Regions from separate parts of the Homo sapiens genome. Here region 1 is linked to region 2. A link is a loop called in an ENCODE intact Hi-C map of the cell type or tissue named here. Cell type or tissue: GM12878. All regions are shown on one strand. Each heading gives the region's core, and the rest is flanking DNA. Links, peaks and the distances in the headings are about the cores only. Region 1 overlaps LINC00423 (long intergenic non-protein coding RNA 423). Region 2 overlaps STARD13 (StAR related lipid transfer domain containing 13).

Evidence for each region. Peaks named below come from ENCODE experiments on the same cell type or tissue, not always from the same donor. Only the 100,000 strongest peaks of a DNase experiment are listed, where the experiment ranks them.
Region 1: it touches region 2 in a loop (2.3-fold over the local background); 2 of 110 quality-filtered maps call a loop at or near these places.

What each region holds. Positions count from the first base shown.
Region 1 is chr13:32,837,451-32,840,370 of GRCh38, forward strand. The region is part of intron 4 of LINC00423 (long intergenic non-protein coding RNA 423); the gene reads right to left. Among named protein-coding and RNA genes, the nearest start is that of LINC00423, 73 kb to the right of the region's middle. RefSeq lists an enhancer at 1-110. In GM12878, for the core only: no CTCF peak of the experiment used is centred there; a DNase peak (open chromatin) is centred at 1,719; H3K4me3 peaks cover 296 bases; H3K27ac peaks cover 1,412 bases.
Region 2 is chr13:33,202,752-33,205,671 of GRCh38, forward strand. The region is part of intron 1 of STARD13 (StAR related lipid transfer domain containing 13); the gene reads right to left. Among named protein-coding and RNA genes, the nearest start is that of STARD13-AS, 73 kb to the right of the region's middle. RefSeq lists a silencer at 1-3. In GM12878, for the core only: no CTCF peak of the experiment used is centred there; a DNase peak (open chromatin) is centred at 1,541; H3K4me3 peaks cover 2,073 bases; H3K27ac peaks cover 2,500 bases.

The sequences.
Region 1 (2,920 bases), core at 181-2,680, 370 kb before region 2:
CTTCAGGATAAATCTGCTTCTGACTGTATCATTTGTCATATTTGCATTGCAATTGTCTATAGCAGGAAGGGAAAGACTAGAAACCTAACACAATTTGCTTCCTCCTTCTAGAAGATGTTCATATGCATGAGTGCGTGTGTGTGTGTACATGAGTGTGAGTATGTATGTATGTGTTTATGTATGTGTGTGTATGTAAGTGCATGTGTAAATGAGTGTATGAAGATATGTGAGCGTGCATGCACATGTGTGTCATGAGTCAAAGCATAAATGAGATAAATCTCCACTGCATCTTTCTGCTCAGAGGTGCTATTAAGAGGGGGAGGGGCCTGAGAATCTGATCCCGTTAAAAGACTGTAATTTGCACTGTCAAAACCTGGAGTCTTCTACTAGATGGCGCTTGGTTAGCAGTCAACCCAATGAGCCTTCTAACTTATAAGGCAAGAGCTGGAGAGATACGCAGGCAGGGAAGGGACTTTTCATGACAAAGTGGGAGAGAATCAGGTTTTTCTGCCACAGAGAGAGGGGAAGCTGGGTGCTCTGCCGGAATGACCCCAGCAGAGTGGTTTCTAGAGTGAGATCCAGGATGCAGGCCAGAGCAGTTTGTAAAAGCCTCAAGGCCAGGTGAGCTATGGAGGAGGGAATTTGGAAGGCGCAGAAACTAAGAGCCAAAGATCAGTAGGCGGTGGGAGGGGGTTGGGCTCAGAAAAGCTATTTTTATTAAAATATTACAAAATGTAACTTCCCAATATTGGTGACATCGTGAACACCTAGGCAGCCTGATTTGTTCCTGTTACTGTCTCCCAACATGGGAAGTGAACTCCTCCGGAAAATGAAAAGGGCCTTCATTTGAGCACACCTAGAACATCTGACATCCAGCACAGCAGGGGGCTTGGTTGTTGAATTAAATCAATCAATGAGTGAGGGATGAATAAGGATGGGAGAGAATCAAGAGAGAATAGAGAGACCAGGCATGCTAGAGCGGGCCAAACAAGCCCGAGTAATCTAGGCTGAGATTAGACATGAAATCCACAAGATCAAATTCGGCTGGGCTGAGACGCGCAGCAGCCACATTTTCCTGAGCAGAGAGGTGAGAGCGCTGCAGGGTCCCATCCAGCTGGGCTGTGAGGTCGCAGAGGAGGATCTTTACTCTGGCTGGGGACTGTATTTCCAGGCTTTTTTTTTTTTTTTTTAAGGCAGCCGCTGACCACTTGCCTTGATTATAAGAAGTATTGCTTGAGTGACTTTGCTCTGCCTGGACAATACTCAGTGAAGCGATGATGTACGGCAGCCATTGAGAGCAGTTGCAAACCCATCCCTGGGCCAGCGAGATAATATTGCTGTGTTCTCCAGAAGGTCCTTCTCCGGAATTTGCTATCCTTCTTGTGGCTGTAGTTGAACAAACTTACATTTGACTTAAAGGGAGGTGTTTATCTAAGCTGTCTTCCTTTTAGGAAAAATAATGGACACAGTGACGTGTAAATCCACTGAGCACCTTGGACATCACAACCAGAGGGTCATGTGCCCCTGAGATTGAGTGGACTATACCTTGGGGGATGGGAAAGGTGGGGGCGGGGTGAAAGCCCGCAGTTACATTCAGACAGCACAGCCCTGGAAATGGATCTTAATTCATTTCACAAGCAATTCCAATGTGCTACAGCAGCTGAGCCCTGTCTGCATTTGCTTGTTTGTTTAGCAAAGGGAAATGTCCTTAGCCTAGCAGCCTGCACGAACTGTTTGCCTAGAGACAGTCACAATAATTGAGCCAACCTGGAAGGCAGGAAATAGGGCCTTAGAGGCCCTACTTCTACTTTTAGAAGTAGGTTTTGGTTTCTTTTTTTAAAGAGGTATTTAAAAAATGGCTATGCAATTTTCCATCCCCCCCAAATGAACCATATTTTTAAGACTGTCTCTGTTTTGTAGCTCTTATTTTCTGAGTGTCACATAGAAGGCACTCAAATAAATATTGCTTCAATACATTTGGTTTGTTTCCAGTTTTTGCCTTTTTTTTTTTTTGAGACAGAATCCCACCCTGTTCCCAAGGCTAGGGTGCAGTGGCGCCATCTTGGCTTACTGCAACCTCCGCCTCCTGGGTTCAAGCCATTCTCCTGCCTCGGCCTTCTGAGTAGCTGAGACTACAAGTGTGTGCTATCATGCCTGGCTAATTTTTGTATTTTAGTAGGGACGGCGTTTCTCCATGTTGGCCAGGCTGGTCTTGAACTCCTGGCCTCAAGTGATCCACCGCCTTGGCCTCTTTAAGTGCTGGGATTATAGGCATGGGCCATCAGGCCCTGCCCCAGTTTTTGTCTTTTTAAGCAATGACGCATTCAACCCATGGGTACCTGCAAGCTGTGCATGCATCTGATTACTTTCTTGGGATAAATTCATTTATTCCTACAAATAAATTAGAGCACCTTAGGGTGTGTATAAATTACTTGGTGGGGTGGGTCTTATTTCAATGCGGGATCTGATTCCATAGGTCTGGGATGGGGCCTGAAAGTCTGCTTTTTTAAGAATCTTCTGAGGTGTGCCAGTGCTGCTGGTCTGGGGACCACACTTTGAGATGCAAGGCCCTAGGTACCACCATAAGCAAGTGGAGCAGTGCCCAGCCAGGGTGGTGGCTCACCTCCTGGAGGCAGATTAGAGCAAACCAGGCCCCTGTAGATTCGGGGAAAGGAGAACATTAACCCTGTCTCCAGTATCAACTCCCAGACTCTCCGGTGTGAATTTCTGCCTCTGCTCTCATGAAATGTCAGAAAGGGTAAAGATATCTCAGTGGCGAATTTTGTGATCTATTTGGAATCAAATGGTTGCTTTGGGAGCCCAGAGGAATTATTAATGAGCCAATAAATGGGATACTGGCAACTTGCCAATTGCTAATAGTGTCCCTCCAAGCGGCAGATGGGGAGCAGGTCATAATAGT
Region 2 (2,920 bases), core at 262-2,761:
CACAGGGACAGAACTGGGCAGAGCGTGGAGGTGTGAAAACATGGAGTGTAATAGTGAAGTCATCTGGTGGGTGGGGCAGGAGGGACACGGGTGGCAAAATTCGCTCACTTCCTCTTTCTGAGAGGGACCTCTGGGGGCTCCAAAGAAACCTTTGAGATCAAAAAAGAGCTAAGAGAAGCCTTTGAATGACGGGCAGAATTTATTAAGAAAGGGAAGAAAGGAATATTCCAGCAGCAAAGAAGTTGTCGAAGTTCAATTAGTGACTTTAAATGGCCTGAAAGTTTTCAAAGCATTTTCATGCACATTATGTCATATGGGCCTCCCAACCACCTCGTGCTACAGTAAGGCACACATTCTGATTCCCACAATGCAGCGGAAGAGCACAGTTGAATGGCGTGGCTCCCAAGGCTGCCATATTTCGAGATTCTAGGGGCCACCACACACCTGTGTTCACAGAACAGGGTGCGTGGTGATTCTCTGTACTGGCAGGTCTGGCTTCTGATGTCCTTTGCAGTACACTAAGCTGTGATCATGTTCATCATGTAAAATGAAAAGGATTTAAAATGAAAACACAGTAATCACTCCTATCTTTTCATATCTTATATGCTGCTATGCTATCAGTTTTACTGGATTATTTTGAAAGATGAAGTGGATGTGTGTGGGTATATGCATATATGAAGATTAGCATATATTTATTTGTATGGTATATCTATGTATCTATAAAATGTGAGAAAATATTAGGTACCTTAATCTGCACTATTATCCATTTTTTTTTACATTAGGAAGTTTAAAAATTACATATATTCAACCATACTAAATCAAAGCAGCATCACACCAATTTTAGCCCTATTTTTTAAAGTTCAACCTGTTTGAGGAAATGACTAGTCTTACACAATGCTGAGAATCTTGATGAGAAAATCAAATAGTTATTCTACAAAGAGAAAAAAAATAGATGCAAATACCTTCAAGAGCAGCCTCCTATAAACAAAAGTATTACTACATAAGATTATAGAATTTTGTTTTTAATTTTGTTTTAACTTTAAAGGCTAAAGTTTTTAGCTTTTTCAGTGTAATGCAGAAGTTCTGTCTAAGAGAGTGGAGGCAATTTCATTAATGGCATACGTACCAAAAGCTAATAGCACAAGATGCATTATAAATGTCTTACTGACATTTGAAATATCTCTGGGAGACAAAAATGGCTATAATTATTCATTATATTTGTAAGCAGTGAATTAGATTCATCAAAAGGTTAATCATCTTCCTCAAGGTCACAAAATTAGGCAGCATAAAGGTAGTATCTGAAATCCAAGGCTTCTGACTGTTACCTCGGTCCTTGAAATCAATTAAAATCGTCTCCATAAGGTCTGACGTGGGTACTGTCAGAAGCTGGCAAAATTCTTTTACACATTAGAAAAACAGGTGCGGATGCTACCTTGTCACATGTCAGCATGTGTCAGCACATGTGAGTTTAGCTCATGCAGAACATACTGGTTGGCATAGATGATTCCTTCACATGCAGATATGAATCTACACAACAACAGTATGTTCCAGTATTTCACAAAGAGTATCAGACGCACATCTCTCAATGACTACATAGGTTGCACAGAGTGTACAAAGAACTCTGTCTACTGATATTTCCTTCCTCTCATTTTTCACATTTAGACTGTAGGAAACAGGCTAAGCTAATGAAAAGACAGTACGACAAAATCTTCAACTTTCAGTTTCTGATTTCCCCAATAAGAAAAGACATAAATGTGTCATTTCTTATGAGACGCGTGGAAAGAACCCCGTAGAAACCATATGGTTGTCAGTAACGGCATAATCTCATTCAAAGGTGCTAAGAACACTAATGAGACCAGGATGTCAGGAAAAGCAGAAATAGATCAATATTTCTCTCCCATTTATAGTTGTCCTCACCATCAGTCTCTGCACCAGCTCTATGTAAATGAAATCAATCAGCAAGGATTTCTGCAAAACGCATAAAACAGTTCTCCTCTCAGCTCTACCGGAAGATAAATGATTCCAGACGTTGGCCTGTGGCCATTTTCCCACACATGCTCCAGAGCTCTGACATCCATATTGGGCCATAACACTGAGTGGTTTCTACTTTGGCGAGTTTACAGCCAGCGCTTCCACTTCTGGTTTGGACTAGACAGCCTGCTAATGCAGATGCAAAATAAGTCCCTTTCCGCCTGTGTAAATTGTAAAAGAATTGACTTTTTCCAATAAAGGACCTCCTGTGAGCCCCCTGAAAACTTTCTGCTATCGCTCATAGAATCTTATCATTCTCAATCACTGCTTTAGATCCCCTTGGAATTAGACGAATCCTGGCCTAATAAAACATGCGACATATGACATCGAACGCAAACCACTTAGATGTAACATACAATTACCAACAGCCCAAGTCCAACTTTGAAAACGAAGCCGTTGAAAAATGTATTAAACATAAATAGCAGGATTGTTTCATATGGTAGCTTATGTTCTGAAAGAGGGTAACAGACTTTCTGAGAAAGATAAACTACAGAAGATCCAGAAGCAGCTTCCTTTAAAAATGATGTCAACACCAATAACATTATTTGGAAGGCTCGTAGGAAGTCCAGGTCATATTCATAGCTATTTAAGTAACGTAGCCCATGGAATTAAGCATGCTAATACAAAGCATTTACTGCCAACCTCGTCAATCTGAAAGGTGGGTCGCTTTCTTAATAAACTGCCTTTGAGGAAAGATACAAATAATTTTGCCCATTGTTATAAATAGAGAGAGAAGGAAGGAAGGAAGGAAGGCCTTATCTATATCTGTAGTCTGAGATAAAACAATTCTCTCTGAGATTAAATAAAAGTAAAATAAATCTAACTGTAACTTGCAAATGTTTCTAGAGTGAGTAGCCAAAATGACAGTCACTGCTTTTTAATTTTAAAT